Regions from separate parts of the Homo sapiens genome. Here regions 2 and 3 are each linked to region 1. A link is a loop called in an ENCODE intact Hi-C map of the cell type or tissue named here. Cell type or tissue: GM12878. All regions are shown on one strand. Links, peaks and the distances in the headings refer to the core of each region. The heading gives the core; the rest is flanking DNA.

What was found. Hi-C counts contacts between places; a loop is a spot of excess contacts. Peaks named below come from ENCODE experiments on the same cell type or tissue, not always from the same donor. Only the 100,000 strongest peaks of a DNase experiment are listed, where the experiment ranks them.
Region 2: it touches region 1 in a loop (4-fold over the local background); 13 of 110 quality-filtered maps call a loop at or near these places.
Region 3: it touches region 1 in a loop (7-fold over the local background); 38 of 110 quality-filtered maps call a loop at or near these places.

The regions. Positions count from the first base shown.
Region 1 is chr6:89,370,250-89,374,249 of GRCh38, reverse strand. RRAGD (Ras related GTP binding D) reads left to right here. Exons shown (of 7, transcript NM_021244.5): 6 at 1,665-1,813. Among named protein-coding and RNA genes, the nearest start is that of UBE2J1, 20 kb to the right of the region's middle. RefSeq lists enhancers at 1,247-1,366, 1,737-1,956, 1,866-2,160. In GM12878, for the core only: a CTCF peak has its summit at 2,015 (motif pointing left); no DNase peak of the experiment used is centred there; H3K27ac peaks cover 1,434 bases.
Region 2 is chr6:89,595,553-89,601,743 of GRCh38, reverse strand. ANKRD6 (ankyrin repeat domain 6) reads right to left here. Exons shown (of 16, transcript NM_001242809.2): 3 at 5,730-5,828. Among named protein-coding and RNA genes, the nearest start is that of MDN1-AS1, 40 kb to the left of the region's middle. In GM12878, for the core only: a CTCF peak has its summit at 3,591; no DNase peak of the experiment used is centred there; H3K27ac peaks cover 94 bases.
Region 3 is chr6:89,606,835-89,613,025 of GRCh38, reverse strand. It overlaps ANKRD6 (ankyrin repeat domain 6), which reads right to left. Exons shown (of 16, transcript NM_001242809.2): 6 at 656-754. All of the region lies in intron 1 of LOC124901359 (a long non-coding RNA gene), which reads left to right. Among named protein-coding and RNA genes, the nearest start is that of MDN1-AS1, 29 kb to the left of the region's middle. RefSeq lists a silencer at 3,445-3,644. In GM12878, for the core only: a CTCF peak has its summit at 2,773 (motif pointing right); a DNase peak (open chromatin) is centred at 2,785.

The DNA of each region.
Region 1 (4,000 bases), core at 1-4,000:
CTATCGTCAGCTTTGACCAAGTTATCTTATTTTCCCCTAGCCTCAGTTTCCTTAGAAACTTAGAGGATTCTTATAGCAGACAGAGGATAATGCATTTTAAGAACTAAGAATGGTTAATATCACATAGTAAGCTTTAATAAATGCTAGTTCTCAGTGAATGTGGTAAGGTTTAACACAATTCCAATTAAGTCAAATTTCTGGTCAGTTATTCATAAATTTGGGGAGTAAAAATAAATCAGAAAATTTATGTACAGTTTTAGGTAAGGGGGAAAAGGTTTAGGGAAGTGTCCTTTGCCTGTGAGGAAAGGATTCATAACACTTTTATTACACAGGTATCTTCAGAGGGTCCAGTTTCAGTCATTAAAGCCATGATAATAAGTGTGTATTTTATGTTCTCAGCATTATGCTTAGTGCTACATATGCATTATTTCATTTAATCTTCATTAGAAAACTTTGAAATAATTACTGTTAGTGTACATATGAGGAAATTGAGGCTCAAAGAAGTTATTCGACTTGTCCAAGCTCACATAGCTAGCAAATAAAAGAAATGAGATTCAAACCCAAGTCACTTGTGTCTGCACACCACACCTTTTCTTAAATAGACCTATATATCTTTTTTTTTTTTTTTTTTTGAGACGGAGTCCTGCTCTGTCACCCAGGCTAGAGTACAGTGGCACAATCTCGGCTCACGGCAACGTCTGCCTCCTGGGTTCAAGGGATTCTTCTGCCTCAGCCTCCCGAGTAGCTGGGACTACAGGTGTGCGCCACCACGTGGTGCCTGTCTAATTTTTGTATTTTTAGTAGAGATGGGGTTTCACCCATATTGGCCAGGCTGGTCTTGAACTCATGACCTCGTGATCTACCTGTCTCCCAAGTGCTAGGATTACAGGCGTGAGCCACTGCGCCTGGCCAAATAGACCTATATATCTTATTTAACTCTTTATTTTGAAAAAAAGTTAAAACCTACAGAAAATATACAAGGGTAGTAAAATGAACTCCTGTATAACTCTTCACTGGGATTCATCAGTTTTTACCAATTTGCCATATTTGCTGCATCTCTCTTTTTCTAATACATATTGTGTATCTATTTCTTTTCAGTGAACCATTTGAGAGTAAATTGAACCAGTTCACAGTTCAGCAAATTTAGCATGGCTACATTATTATCTAATATATAGACGATATTCAGATTTTACCAGTGGTCCCAATTCTATCTTTTATAGCAGTTTTTCCCAATTCAGGATCCAGTCTAGCACTTGGCTTTCAGGTCTCTTTAGACTCCTTGAATTTGGAACATATCTTCAGCCTTTCTTAGTCTTTCATCAGACCACGCTTTTGACAGCCTGGCTATTCTAGGTGAGAAAACAAGAAGCCCTTGGCCACGGAGGTGGGGAGAGCTAACCTCATCCTTCAACTGGCTTCTTCAGGTGCCTGGAGAGTGTCCCAGCTGCTGCAGACAGCCACTCATTGTCAGTAGGAAATGACTGTTGAGGACTGTGTATGTTTTTGTGCCTGTGTGTTTCTGAGCTCTTTTGCTGAAAGGCACTGCAAGTGTAAACAACTTATGATTATCACTTTTTGTGGCTTAAAGCCGGTCTCTTGTCACTGGCTTACAGTTTCTAGTTCTTTCTCAATGGTCACATGTTTTGGTTTCTGTCCCCATTTAGTCTCAAAGAAGATGGAGCAGGAACCCCCTATGACAAGGAATCCACAGCCATCATAAAGCTTAATAATACAACCGTGCTTTATTTAAAAGAGGTGACAAAGTTCCTGGCTCTCGTTTGCTTTGTCAGAGAGGAAAGCTTTGAAAGAAAAGGTAACTTTTTGGTGTGATTTAAAAGAAGCATTAAAAGAAGCATCAGACTGCTACTGCATGTATTGTTTGTTGAATGTGGGTGGACAACAGCATAGCCCTCGAAACTTCCAGATGCCAGTCACAGGCCCTCTTGGCTTGGAGTTCAGAGCGGGGCGGGCTCCTGCCCCCAGTGTCAGCTTCTGGGCCAGTGAACTGGCCTGCCCTCTAGTGGTGCATCTGCGATTGCAGCGAGGTGGAAGTGGAACCCCATGATCCTCCCAGGGGCCTTGGCATCTCTGCTAGGGGGAAGCTAGTTGGGGCACTGTTGCCAGGCTGTGAATGAAGTCTCTTACCAGGGAGCAGACTCCCAGCCTATACTGAGGGTGGAGGTCTCCACTTTGCTCCACACCTCTAGAAGGTCTTAGGTAACCGTGTGATCTTTTGTTCTTCCCATGTAAAGGAGGGGACAACAGGTGGTTTGACTTCTGTTCAGCCTCAAAATACTTCTTAAATCTTCAGAACACAGGGATGGCATCATGATTCCGGAAAGGGAAGACCATGAATATATTTAACTCCACCAAATTTTTTTTAGGATCAAATTCAGTTTTATTTTGAAACAAAAGCAATTAAACTAATTTCCCCCTTCTATAATATCTAAACAAAAGTTACTAACAGAAGTCCCTAGCTTACTGATATGGCTAGGGACTTTTGTTAGTAATAGGGTATGGTTTACTAATTTGTTGGGTAAAAGAAAATCTCCAACAAATAGTTACATATCCTGAATATGTTATAGTAACATATCCTGAAATAGCCTTTTTCTTCTATATTATAAGCAATATAAGCCCATTAAATTAAAAATGCTTTGAAAATTTAGGAAAGTATGTAGAATAAAACCAGGTATTTCACCATCTAGAGCTAAACCCATGTTAAATTTCTGGGATTTTCTTTCTCCCTTTCTCTCTCTTTTTTGAGACAGGATCTCGCTCTGTTACTTAGGCTGGAGTGCAGTGGCACAGTCATGGCTTTCTGCAGCTTTGACCACCCGGGCCCAAGTGATCCTCCCACCTCATCCTCCCATGTAGCTAGGACCACAGACACATGTCAACAACCTGGAATTTTTTTTTGTTTTTGGTAGAGATTGGGGTCTCACCATGTTTCCTAGGCTGGTCTCAAACTCCTCGGCTCAAGTGATCCTCCCACCTCGACATCCCAAAGTGCTGGGATTAAAGGAGTGAGCCACCACGTCTGGCCCTTCTCTCTTATTTCCTCTCCCTCCTACCCTCGCTCCTTTTCTCCCTTCCTTCATTCCTTTTTTTCCTTCCTTCCAACAAAACTGGGGCCATATTGTCTAATATAGTTTTATATTCTAATATAGTTTTATATTTAATACAAATATGAAAATATTTATATTTTATATTACATATATTTCACTTACGTATATCATGAAATTTTCCTAATTCATTGGCCATGAAAACTTAATTTACATTGTTTATTTTTATCAGAAAAGTAATAGATTCTTTTAGAAAATTTAGAAATAATATTTAGCAAAAAAACAATAATTATCGATGTTTCTCATTCAGATAACTACTCTTAACATTTCCTGTATACTTTTCCAGTCCTTTCTTGCATATGCATTTTCTAAAAGGACTATGATAGATTGTATGATGAATTCTACTTTATAACCTTCACTTAAATTATTACAGACATGTTTCCAATTCACCGTCTTTTTTTAACCACATCATTTTAATGATTGTATTAGATTCTTCTATTTTCAGACATCTATGTTGTTTCTAGATTTTAATGTTATAAATAATATCATTATGACCTCTTTTGCACTAAATATTTATGTGCATCTTTGGTTGTTTCCTAAGGAAAAATTTAAAGTGGAATTACTTAGATCAAAAGGGTAGGCCCATTTTGGGGGCTTCTAATGCATATTACCAAAATGTTCTTCAGAAAGATTTTCTGGTTTTATGCTGCGAAGAGAATATGAATACTTATTTTGCTGTGTTCTTATCAATATTGGGTATTAGTATTTTTAAAAGTTGTTAACTGAAAACTGGTATATTATGTGAATTTACATTTTCTTGCTGCTTAGTGATGTCCTGTATTTTTCCTGTGTGTACCATGACTGACCAAATTGCCTTTTGTGTCCTTTGGCCTCAGAACTGTAAATTAAATGGTGTTCATCTTTTACTCCTTATTTTC
Region 2 (6,191 bases), core at 1,101-5,100, 230 kb before region 1:
TCTAAAGATAGATGGTGGTGATGGTTGCACAACAATGTGAGTGTACTTAATGCCACTGAACCGTATACGTAAATATGTTCAGACAGTAAATTTAATGCTATGTATATTTTATTACAATAAAAAATCCTAGTTAAAACTCAAAATTGCTTTCTTAAAATTAAAAAGTCTCCCTTTAAAAATCCATGAAAGGATTTTTCTCTTTTAACTTTTTATACTTTTTAATATTTTCCAGCTTTTTATATTTAACACGGATAACTTTTAGCATCAGGAAAAACCGCTACTTATTAGAAGTCTGAGCAGAAACAATACCCCAGTAACAGGACTGTCCCTGTCACAGACTCTCTTCCCACTGTTCATTTGTGGAAGGTAAGGAATTTCTGCAGTGAGGGGGGGTCAGGACACTGAGGACAGATCACTGTCCTCAGCACTGCCACCACCGACCTCCCCCCTTCAGCATCCTAAACTATTATTCCTGTTATCAGTTAGGTTCAGGCTGATTTTCTTCTCATCCACCTTCCCAGACCCCTTATTCAAAGAGAACCCTTGCAGTGGTTAAAAAAAGAATGTGGCCGCTGGGTCAGTGGCTGCAGGAGGTAGGCTGTGCCATTTGCGCTGTCTACCTCAGACCTCTTAGAAAGCAGTTCTAGACAAGGAAACTAGTAATCATATGAGATACTGCCCAAGTCTCAACTTTTTGTTTTTGTTTAGAGACAGAGTCTCGCCCTGTCGCCCAGGCTGGAGTGCAGTGGTGCCATCTTGGTTCACTGCAACCTCTGCCTCCCAGGTTCAAGCGATTCTTCTGCCTCAGCCTCCAGAGTAGCTGGGATTACAGACACTTGCCACCATGCCTAATTTTTTTTTTATATTTTTAGTAGACATAAGGTGTCACCATGTTGGCCAGGCTGGACTTGAACTCCTGGCCTCAAGTGATCTGCCCACCTCCACCTCCCAAAGTGTTGGGATTACAGGCGCGAGCCACCGTGCCTGGCCCCACGTCTCAACTTTTTAAAATTTCCGTAAGATTTCCAAGACTTCCCATTTCTCTATCAGAATGGTGACGGAATTTCCCAAAATAGGCCTCCAGTGCAATGATGATTACTGACCTGCTAAGAAAGACAGTGCCCTTCTTAGCAAGAACCACGCGACTGCAGCTCACGCTTTCAGGGTAGTGCTGACTTGGTTAGATTTCCACTTCTTACAGGCTTTTTAATATAACCACAAACTACTTACACTCTAGTGCTCTTTGGACCAATAAAAACAACTTTTTCCAGGACAAAGCTTATCACTCTGTATTGTTCATGAAGTATGAGCAACAAGCCCTGAGCATATGGGTCGTGTTAGCCACTCTTGCTGTACAAATTATTTCACGAAGGGCCTTCACTGGATGGTACGGCACAGACTAACCTAAGCCTTGGTTTAGGTCAAATATTTTTTGTCATGTTTCACAAGCTGCCCTCTAAATTATGAGTTGAGGTATCTTTGGAGCCGGAATGGCACCAAGTTATTTATTACTTGCTTTCATCATCAATCTACTGTATTTGCTTCCTTTGAGAAAATTTTCCTTTGTGAAACTCTAGCTCAATGCAAGCAGCTCAATCTAACTTTCAGTTCAGACCTTGGGAGGACATTTCCAGACTAGCAAGACTCAAGGAAATCTAATGACTTGTGTGAGGTTGCGGCGAGAACACATAGTGTCCTAAGCTGCTGGCAAAGGTCCTGCACACCCCTTCCTCTGGGGGACCTTTTGGCTGTCCTGCCTGTTTCCAGGCCACAGCTCCCCCTCCAGCCGTCCTCTCAGACAGAGACCTCACCGAGAGCCCGGGTCAGATAAACACTGCTGTCAGGCCAGGCTCGGACTCTCCCTACCAAAAGTGGCTGTCCTTGGCTGTACTGCTAGCTGTGCTGACACTAGCTGGAATGGTTCTGGAGGACTGGGCAATACGCTTTCTCAGGCTTTGAAAAACCCACCCTTCTCAAGTAACCAAGATGAGAATTAAAGGCTCTGAGGTGAGAGACATGAAACATGTAAACAATAGCTGCCTCAGGTTATCATCTTGGATCTATTCTTCCCTAGAATACAACACAAACAATTTAGTACCTTGAGGCCCTCAGTTGAAACAGGGTCAGTTATCTACAAATGGACTCTTTCCTCCTATAAGATTAAAATTTACCATTGAAACATTTCCTCCTTGAAATGACACGAAGAAACAAGATGTGGCCTCAATACATACAAGTGGCTACTTTGACATAATTCTTACTTGCATATGATACCTACCTAAGTCAATCATGAAATTCTTAAATGCTGGGAAAAGGTAGAGCACTCTCAACAGTGTTTACTGAATTATCTATTTGGTGAACATCCACTCATTTTGAGACAGGGTCTCACTCTGTCACCTATGCTAGAGTGCAGTGGCATGATCTCAGCTCACTGCAACCTCCACCTCCCAGGCTCAATCAATCTTCCCACTTCAGCCTCCTGAGTAGCTGGGACCACAGGCATTTGCCACCATGTCCAGCTAATTTTTTTATTTTTTGTAGAGATGGAGTTTTGCCATGTTGCCCAGGCTGGTCTCCAACTCCTGGGTTCAAGCAATCCTTCCTCCATAGCCACGCAAAGCACTGGGATTACAGGTGTGAGCCACCAGGCCCGGACTGAATATTTATTGACTCCCTACTGTGTGCCAAGTCTAATTCTCTCATTTTATTGATGTCTAATTCTCTCATTTTATTGATAAGCCTAGGACAGCATGCTTGGACCAGAAATCAAATTGTCAAGGCTCTTTGCACTCACCCCAAGCTGCTTCCAACCTGTGAAGTCATTAACCTTAGGACGAGCCTCAGAAAAGGTCAGATGCATCTGTGGGGTTGGGACTGCCTCTTTCATAAAGTAAAGCATAGCCACTAGAGCTGCCCCAAAAGCATTTGTTGAATGATTAACTACAAGAAGCAGAAGGAAAGATGCTGTAGCTGGAAACCTGAAGGGCCTGCAACCTTGCAGTTTGGCACTTTGATTTGGAACATGTTGACCCATTTGCGAAGTACGTGAACTGCCAGCTCTCAGTTTTTCTGAGACAGTGTTTCTCACTTTGGGATTTTAAGAGCTTTGGTGCCTATAAGGTCTAAATCTTTGTTTTGAAATACTGTTATTTTTCTTTCCTACATGGTGAAAAAGAGTGAGTGTAGTGTTGGCAGATTTCAGTCATGCAAGGGTGCAGTGTGCGCCTCTTCAAGAGGAAACACCCCCATGTGGCACAGGCAGACATACTGCAAGGAAGCTCAAGACAGGTTAGGTGTGTAAAGCAAGTTGCTGACCTCTTTTTCTCTCTCTGATCTTCTAGGGTCCTTCCTAACCTTCCCTCTGTGGTTTTTCTTATTTTTGTCTTCTTTCATGGCTTTCACTGTGGCCACAGCATCCTGGACTATTTCTGAGGCGGGAGCTATGTGATTGCTCATTGACCAATCAGAGATGGCATTAGCGCTCCAATGAGAGTTGACACGATTGGCAGGAAGCAAGAAAGAATTTGCTCCTGGAGTTGCATAATCTAAAGAACTGGTTTCCACAGGTTGAAATTCATAATAATCCCACTCCAGGCCACTGGAGGTCATTCTTCAACTAATTCTCAGTTCTTACCATGCCATAAAGATCAGTATCTGTAGAATATGAAGTTAGGAGTAAATTCTTCATATCATTAACATTCTCTGTTTCTACCCACCATCCAAGACAGGTAACTTCTGAGATTTTTTCAAATAACTGATCTCCTAGATTCTTTAAAGGACACACATCAAGAGTTTTCTTCCTTGATTTCTTGCATGTATTTCAAGGCTGGTCATCAACAGCATGGTAAATACACAGAGAACAGGCATGGATCATATTGCTGGCAAATGCATTTCTTCAGAACTAGTGAAGGTCAATTCTACCTTCTCCACTCCCAATTATTTCTTGTTGTTGTATTTTTATTTTAATTTATCTGGGAGAAGCAATATATGCATTGTCTCTCTAGGACAAGGAAAAGATGCAAGAAAATACCTTCAATAAATAAAAGGGACTCTCTCTGTCTAAAAGTAGAGCTGGCTTTTCTTCTGCTGACACGTCTCACTTTGGCTACCTAAGAAAATTCTTGCCTGTTTCACTTCCTACCTTGCCTGGTATAAACAGCAGCAGTTCTAGGAAATTAGCAAGGCTTTTGCTGCATGAGAACACAGTGATACTTAGAGCCCAGGATGTGAGGCAGGGGTGTCAAGTTGGAATGGGTTAGCATGCCTGGCATTTTGGCCTTGCCACTGTGGCAAGCAAAGCCTTTAATTATGCGAAGAGAAGACCAAATGCATCCCAACATGTTTGCACCAGTAATAACTCAATTCCCCACCTTTTCTGTGGCCAAAATCTTTTCTCTCTCCTTGTATTTTTGTTCCTGTCATCTAAGGATATGATATAGTTGAGAATGTTATGATGACCATAGTGCAGGAAAATAAAAAAGTATTATGACCTAAGGTAGAAATCAATGGCTTAAAGCTAAATCAACATTTTTTGAAAATAACATCTTTGATGACCCAGCAAGTTCCAGATATAACCAGAGATTTATGAAAGACACTGGATGGCCTTCTGCCCATGCATAAAACAGTCATAGTTATTTCTTTGCAAGTACTGTCCTTCTTACTGTGTGTTTGCCAAGTTTTATGACATTATACACAGACCCAAAGAAAACTAGAAGCACTTTAGTAAACCACACTGTAGCATATCTGAAGATGTGAAATTTGAATCACACTCTATAACTACAGTTATTAAAGGTGAATTTGGAAGAGGTTATAAGTGCAAACACTCCAACATTCTGTGTTCCCCATAAAAGTTCTTATTTCTTAGAGTTCTACTACATGAATTAGTGTTGCAACCATTTCTAAAAATAGTTTTCAACTGTATTATCAAAAGACCTTTTCCTAATAGCTGTTGGAGGACAATTTATATGGTCCTTTCTTAGAGAACCACCTTCTCCAAAGACCCAGTAGGGCAGCCCACTGTACTACGTGACTCCACCCCAGCCACTGCTGACTCACTCAGGATTGGCCACTTGATGCCAGAGGAGCCAATCAGAGTCCATCTCTAGATAACCTGAATGAATAGACTCAGAGCTGAGTTGGTTGATGGCCATGTCTCAATAATAGCATGGTGGCAGAGTAAACTCTTTCTGGAGGCCTCCTTTTTCTTAGATTCCATGAGATCTGTGTCTTCCCCCAACTCCCCAACTTGAATAGATCATTTTCCATGTCATATTCACTGACCAAGAGAAATTAAGATGAGAAAAAAATTAAGTTTTTAATCCCCATTTTTTCTCCAATGGTAAATTTGGTCATTGACACACATTTCCGGCAAGTCTTGCCCATACTCACTAATGTGCATGTGTGTGTCTCTTTATGCTGAGACAGGACACAGGCAAAAATCCCCTTTGAGGCATTTTGTACAATAGAGAGGAAGTGATCACTTGAATAATAGACAGGAAGTGAACCATGATGGAGAACCACCCCACACTCCCAAACTCTAACTTGCTACTGAGAATGGGCCTCAGAGCAGGTCTTCCAGAGGAAGTTCTTGCTGCCACAGAGACCAAGATGCAGCTAAAATGTGCTGCGAGAGCATCTACTACCCTCCCATCTCACAGCTTACACTTTGTGGATTTCTAGCCAGAAAACCTCCCCTGCCAACTCAGCCTGATAGAATGATGGCTTCTACTCACATCATCCTGGACATCAAGGTCGCAGCCAGCCTTCAGCAAGATCTGGACCACAGGAAGATGGCCCTTATTGGCAGCAAGATGCAGGGGAGTCCGGCCATGCTGTGAATGCAAAATGAACAATGATTTCGGAACAAGTCCTCAATGCTACTCCCTTGGGAGACAGAGGGCCTAGAGCAAGGTTTGCACAGGGGCTTTCGGATGATCACTCCCTCCTGCCCCTTTGGATTGGCAGGAGATTCTTATGGGTTAACCAAAATTCAAGTTTGTCTCAGTTAACCTTGGCTATTGTCATTGCAATCAATGAACACGATATGTTCAAAATGTGAAGATTTCCTTTAGTGCATTATTTCTACTCTCCACTCATCAGACTATCAAGTAGCAAAACGAGGGGTTTTGTGCCTTCTCTTAATTTCTCACTGGTGCTAATACTGAGGAATAATGAAGTGGCCATGATGAACCTGG
Region 3 (6,191 bases), core at 1,101-5,100, 240 kb before region 1:
ACGGAACCAAGCTCAAAGCTGAGGTTCAGAGCATTAGATGAGTCTACCCCAAACAGGGAGACCCTCACCTGAGGACACTTTAGAAAGAAGCCTCAGATTTATTTATTTATTTAGCCAACGTGGCTAAGGCAGGGGATTTATAAAGGAAATACAGCTTCTTTGTGAAGAAGCGATACCCATGTGACCTTTCCGGTCAGCTCATCCCAAGGACGCCTCAGTCATCAGTAGGACCTGCTCGCTATAGATGCTGGGCATGGGGCATTAGAGGACCTCCCCTGTAAATGGCACCAGCTCATATTTGCTGATAATAGTACAACACTCAACACTCTATGTGGGTAGAGACTTTCTTAAAACATTAACTGGTTTCCTAGTCTGTAATTGGCCAGACACGTACTGTAAGAAATGATAAACCAAAGATGAGGCATGAAGGGAAAATGATGGGAGAAAAGCAGTATTTCCAAGTCTTTTGATTCTTCTTCTCACATGCCTGAATGATCCCTTAGAAAATTGCCAAAAAAAGAACACTTTAGAGATAGTCCCCAAATACTTTTTACATTTTAATTTCTAGATGTTAAGGTTCAAGTATGCTCATGAAGTTATTTTCTGAAGTGACACAAGAAAGAGAGAACGTGAGAATCTGGTTTTGTTCACCCACATTATTTTTGAGGTCAGCGCGGGACCCGGCCAGCAGGAGGACGCGCGTGCTCTGGGAGTGGCTGTTCTGGCAGGCCAGGTGCAGAGCTGTGTTCCCCGCCTTGGAGAGAGGCAGAGAGAGGGAGGACATATTAGCAACATGCTTCCGCACAGACTTGCATGCCTTGCAGAGGGGCAGTACTTACTCGGGGGAAAAGGCAACGCTCACATTCTCTGCCTCTTGCCCGATGGTTTCAGTGGGGATGCTTCAGAGGTAAGAACATTTAATTTGGAGTCTGAACAGGCAGAAGAGTCCTATTTGTCATAAAACCTTGGTTCCAAGTCCTGGCTCTGCAACTTACTAACTAAAAGCCAGCCTTTTCAAATGCTCAAATTCCTTACCTGGGAAATGGAGCATGACCCCCACATCCTAAAACTATGGGGATTGACTCAGAGTGTCTAGGAAGGTGTTTTCTTAACACACAATGCTGGACACATGCACAGTACTCAATTCCTATCAGATGACTTCCTGCCCCACATGGGCAATAGCTGTGGTTACAATCCCTGCCAATGGTGGGCTAAAAAAAGTAAAACTAGCCACTTCCTGGAAGGGCAGGCTAATGCAACTGAGATTTAACTTGTTAGCCTTTTTCAAGTCACCCATTCTTGTATTTTTCTTGAAACATCAAAATTTTAACTATGGACACCAGGCCCTGCCTTTCAGGCAGTACAGTTGCATCTATCACTTAGGACACAGATTGAGACCCTCTTGCTTTTTGGGTCCTTCTTGTTTTTGAGAACCTCAACAAACCACATCACAATGACAACCAAGGGTCAGAATAAGGTCCATAGCAATACTGCAGGAAAAAATTGCAGGACATGAACAGAACTTTTGAGTCTATGGGAGTAGGGCATGTGAGGCCGCTGATAACCCCTAGAAAAGTAACAAGAAAGCAAGGCCGTGTGATAGGTGACATTGTGTCATCCAAGAGCCTGCAAGCACTCAGGAGGTTAAACACAGAAGCTCCGCGTTGGTTCTGCTGAGCTCAAGTGCTGGGTCAGGCTTGCAGGTGCGTGGGCTCAGAGCATTACACTGCCTGTTCATTGCTTCTCCCTCACCTAGTTCACACCCTTCTGGATCTCACAGTCCTGGCTGCCGATACTCCAGTATATCAGATTCCTGATCTTTTAAAAAGAGAAATGAGTTAAAAAAAAAAAAAATAGAGGAATACTGGATGCGGCCAGTTTGCTTATCCCCCTTCTCTTCACCTTAGCTCCAACCAGCCCTGGTGGACCTTTTGTCTCACTTTTACCTCCAGGCACAGGGAGGATTACAGGCCTGAGGTTCTAGCAGGCTCGCTGGTTCTCAACCCTTGGGTGCACATTAGAATCACCTGGGGAAGCTTTCAAACCAGCCCTGTGCACAGCCACAACCGTTCTAGGGACTCTGATTTATGTGGCCTTGGGGATGGGTATCCAGCATCCCTATTTTAGTACTGAAAGTCCCACATTCCGGGAAACCCTTTAGCCCAGGGCAAACTGGGACAGTCCATCACCCCAGGCCTGGTCTTCAGGTTTTTTTTTTTTTTAAGTTTTGTTTTTTTTCCTTTTTCGTTTGTTTATAGTTCCCCAGGAGGGTCTAATGTGCAGCCAGGTGGAGAACCACTGCTAGTTTAGTTCTCAGCAACAAGGGGTCTGCCCAGGTTTTAAAAACACTACTCTCAAGTTGTCTGCAAGTTATGGGCTTCATGGCAACCACTAAATACGTGTTGAATACATGAGTGAAATGAAAGAAATCTGATGCCTCTAGAAATAGATCATACCAAAGCTTATATTGCCAATAAGGAAATATCGATGATGTGGAAAAGCATTTGCACCAAGAAAATTAAAAACCATAGGTTTGGATAAACAAATTGTGGTAGATCCACACAATGGAATACTCCTCAGCAATAAAGAGGCGTGAACCATTCCTCCATGTAACGACACGGAGGAATCTCAAAAACATTATGCTAAGTTTAAGAAGCCACACACAGAAGGCCGCATACTGTATGATTCCATTTACATGACCTTTATGAACAAGCAAAACAGATCCGTGGTTGCCCGGGGCTGGGAGAGGGTGACTGGGGGCCTGCCACCAGAGGGCGCAAAGGAACATTAAGGGGCAATGGAAACATTCTATATCTTATGGTGGGGGTTACACAACCGTATACATTTGTCAAAACTCACAGAACAGCGTGACTTCATACCTATATCTCAAAACCTGACATTAGAAAATGTGACCTAGGGTAGATATATATGTAGCAGGCGTTTTTCCCCACCCTGAGTAGTGGGTACTGATTTCCCAGACAGGAGCTGCTACATCTGCTGAATAAGAAGGATCTTTCTACGGGCTATGGCTGGTACAAAATGTCCCTCCCTTTGAGACGCATGAGTTTCCTGACCTGTCCTTCTGAAGCCATTTTATTTACACAGAAACAATTTCTGGGCTGGGTGCAGTGGTTCACGCCTGTAATCCATCACCTTGGGAGGCCGAGGTGGGTGGATCACAAGATCAAGAGATCAAGACCATCCCAGCCAACATGGTGAAACCTCGTCTCTACTAAAAATACAAAAATTAGCTGGGCATGGTGGTGTGTGCCTGTAGTCTCAGCTACTCAGGAGGCTGAGGCAGCGTAATAGCTTGAACCCGGGAGGCAGAGGTTTCAGCAAGCCGAGATCGCGCTCCAGCCTGGCAACAGAGTGAGACTCTGTCTCAAAACAAACAAACAAACAAAAAAACGTGGTGATTACAGGCCGGGTTCGGTGGCTCACTCCTGTAATCCCAGCACTTTGGGAGGCCAAGGTGAGTGGATCACCTGAGGTCAGGATTTCAAAACCAGTCTGGCCAACATGGTGAAACGCTGTCTCTACTAAAAATACAAAAATTAGCTGAGCGTGATGGCAGGTGCCTGTAATCCCAGCTACTCGGGAGGGTGAGGCAGGAGAATCGCTTGAACCCGGGAGGCGGAGGTTGCAGTGAGCCGAGATTGAGCCATTGCACTCCAGCCTGGGCAACAAGAGTGAAACTCTGTCTCAAAAAGAAAAAAAAAAGTGATTACACACCATCAACTCCTGTTCCAGACCATATGCATTTTGAAGAAATGGGCAGCCACCCACCTCCTGAGCTGTGAGCCAGGCACTACCGGCGATATTACCATACGTAGCTTGCTGCTCTCAGACCTCAAGCTTTTGATCCATGAGGGAACCATGAAAAATATGAACTAGGAAACGACAGCACAAAGCTGCATGCGGTGCCAAGGGAGAGTTGCAGAAGCAGCCCAGTGGGTCTTCGGGGAGGGAGAGGGCCTGGGGCCAGGTTGGAGGTCTATAGGCAGGAATGAGAAGCAGGCCAGTGAGCCCCACTCTGAGGGCACAGGAGGTGCTCTAGGGGAAAGGAGCCAGGAGGAACTCCAGAGGTGGGCCAGCAGAGGCTTATAGACAGTGTCAGACAGGAGCTTTATGAGAAGGTCGCTGAGCAGAGGAAGAGCAGGATGAAAGGAGGGACTAGATTTGAGCCTGCCAATCTGCTTGAGGCATCTGAAATAATCCAGGGCATGCTTAAGAATGAGCATGGAAAGAGGAACAGGTGTGAGACTTGAAGATGTCCTAAGATGTAATGAGGGACTGGAGAGGGGAGACGGATGAAAATGACGAAGGCATGGCTTGCTTAACTATGCTCTCTAATGAACCAATGGAAAAGTAGTGAGAGCCAGGAGATTTCACCGGAGGGCAAAGCCACTGAGGTGGGTTCTCTTGCTCCCACAGAGATTACGTTCACAAAGGAGTTTCAGGCTGTCATTTCTATTTCCTGCAGCATGCAAGGTCTGGAGAAGTCACTTCATTGATGGGGTATATTTCTATAGCTTGATTTGCCTGGCATTGCTGTTGAAGATCTTGTATGCAGATGTCTGTGTGTCATAAGCTAGAGATACTATGGTTTCAGATTTGACTTGGCCATGAAATTGTACATATATATATATATATAGTGTGTGTGTGTGTATTAGGGAGGGTACTTACTGCTGCCCATTGTCCCCAGGCTACTGCCACCTAGAACCCCATTCTAGCCCACCTGATTCATTATCCTACCACTATTAGCTGAAGCTACCACTCTGTGATGTGGCAGTGCACTGTGGGAAATTCTCAGGCCCCTGCTACAGACCCAATCTGGCCATCCAGGGAAAGAAAAGAGGGTAAGCCCTTTTATGACCCTTCTTACCTCAACTGCAAATATCTCCAGAGTACTGATAACGCTTTTTTATTTTTGAGATAAAGTATATCTCTTGGCATGGGCACAGTGGCTCACGCCTGTAATCCCAACACTTTGGGAGGCCGAGGTGGGCAGATCACGGGGTCAGGAGTTCAAGACCAGCCTGGCCAACATGGTGAAACCCCATCTCTACTAAAAATAGAAAAATTAGCCAGGCGTGGGGGCACATGCCCAGATACTTAGGAGGCTGAGGCGGGCAGATCACGGGGTCAGGAGTTCAAGACCAGCCTGGCCAACATGGTGAAACCCCATCTCTACTAAAAATGGAAAAATTAGCCGGGCGTGGGGGCACATGCCCAGCTACTTAGGAGGCTGAGGCAGGAGAATCGCTTGAACTCAGGAGGCAGAGGTTGCAATAAGCCGACAGTGTGCCATTGCACTCCAGCCTGGGTGACAGAACGAGATTCTGTATCCAAAAAAAAAAAAAAAAAGTCTCTTCTCCCAATTGTAAAAGAAATAATGGGTTCATTCTGGAAAATTTGGGAAAGGTACAAAAATAAAAATCAATCTTAGCCTCAATTCCCAGAGATAACCACTGTTAATATTCTGATGATATTCTTCTGTGCTTAAATTTTTAAATACACAAATTTATATTAAGCACTGGGACATGTACTATATATGATCTTATATCTCTTTGTGATGTTCTTTAACAGTGGAAAGCATTATTTTCAAAACTACGATTTTAATATTAATTATATTCCACTGTATGAATGAACCATAATTCTAAGTCTCCCTCCCCACAGTTAAAAAAATATAACTACTGCTGTCATGAACATCTTTGTCGGTAAAATTTTACTGGTTTTATTGCTTATTTTTTTCTTTTCCATATTTCATTTCAATAGCAGGTTTTATTACCTTTTTAGGATAGAGTCCAAGAAAGGTAGGTACCAAGTAAAAAGGACCTTTTTTTTTTTTTTGAGACCGGGTCTCACTCTGTCACCCAAGCTGGAGTACAGTGGCACGAACTAAGCTCACTGCAACTTCCGCCTACCAGGTTCAAGCGATTCTTGTGTCTCAGCCTTCCGAGTAGCTGGGATGACGGCATGCACCACCACATCCAGCTAATTTTTTGTATTTTTAGTAGAAACAGGGTTTCACCATGTTGGCCAGGCTGGTCTTGAATGCCTGGTCTCAAGTGATCCGCCTGCCTCAGCCTCCTAAAAGTTTGGGATTACAGGCATAAGCCACTGCACCTGGCCAAAAAAGGCCCACCCCCGCCCCCACCTGCCCCCACGACAGTCTCTCACTCTGT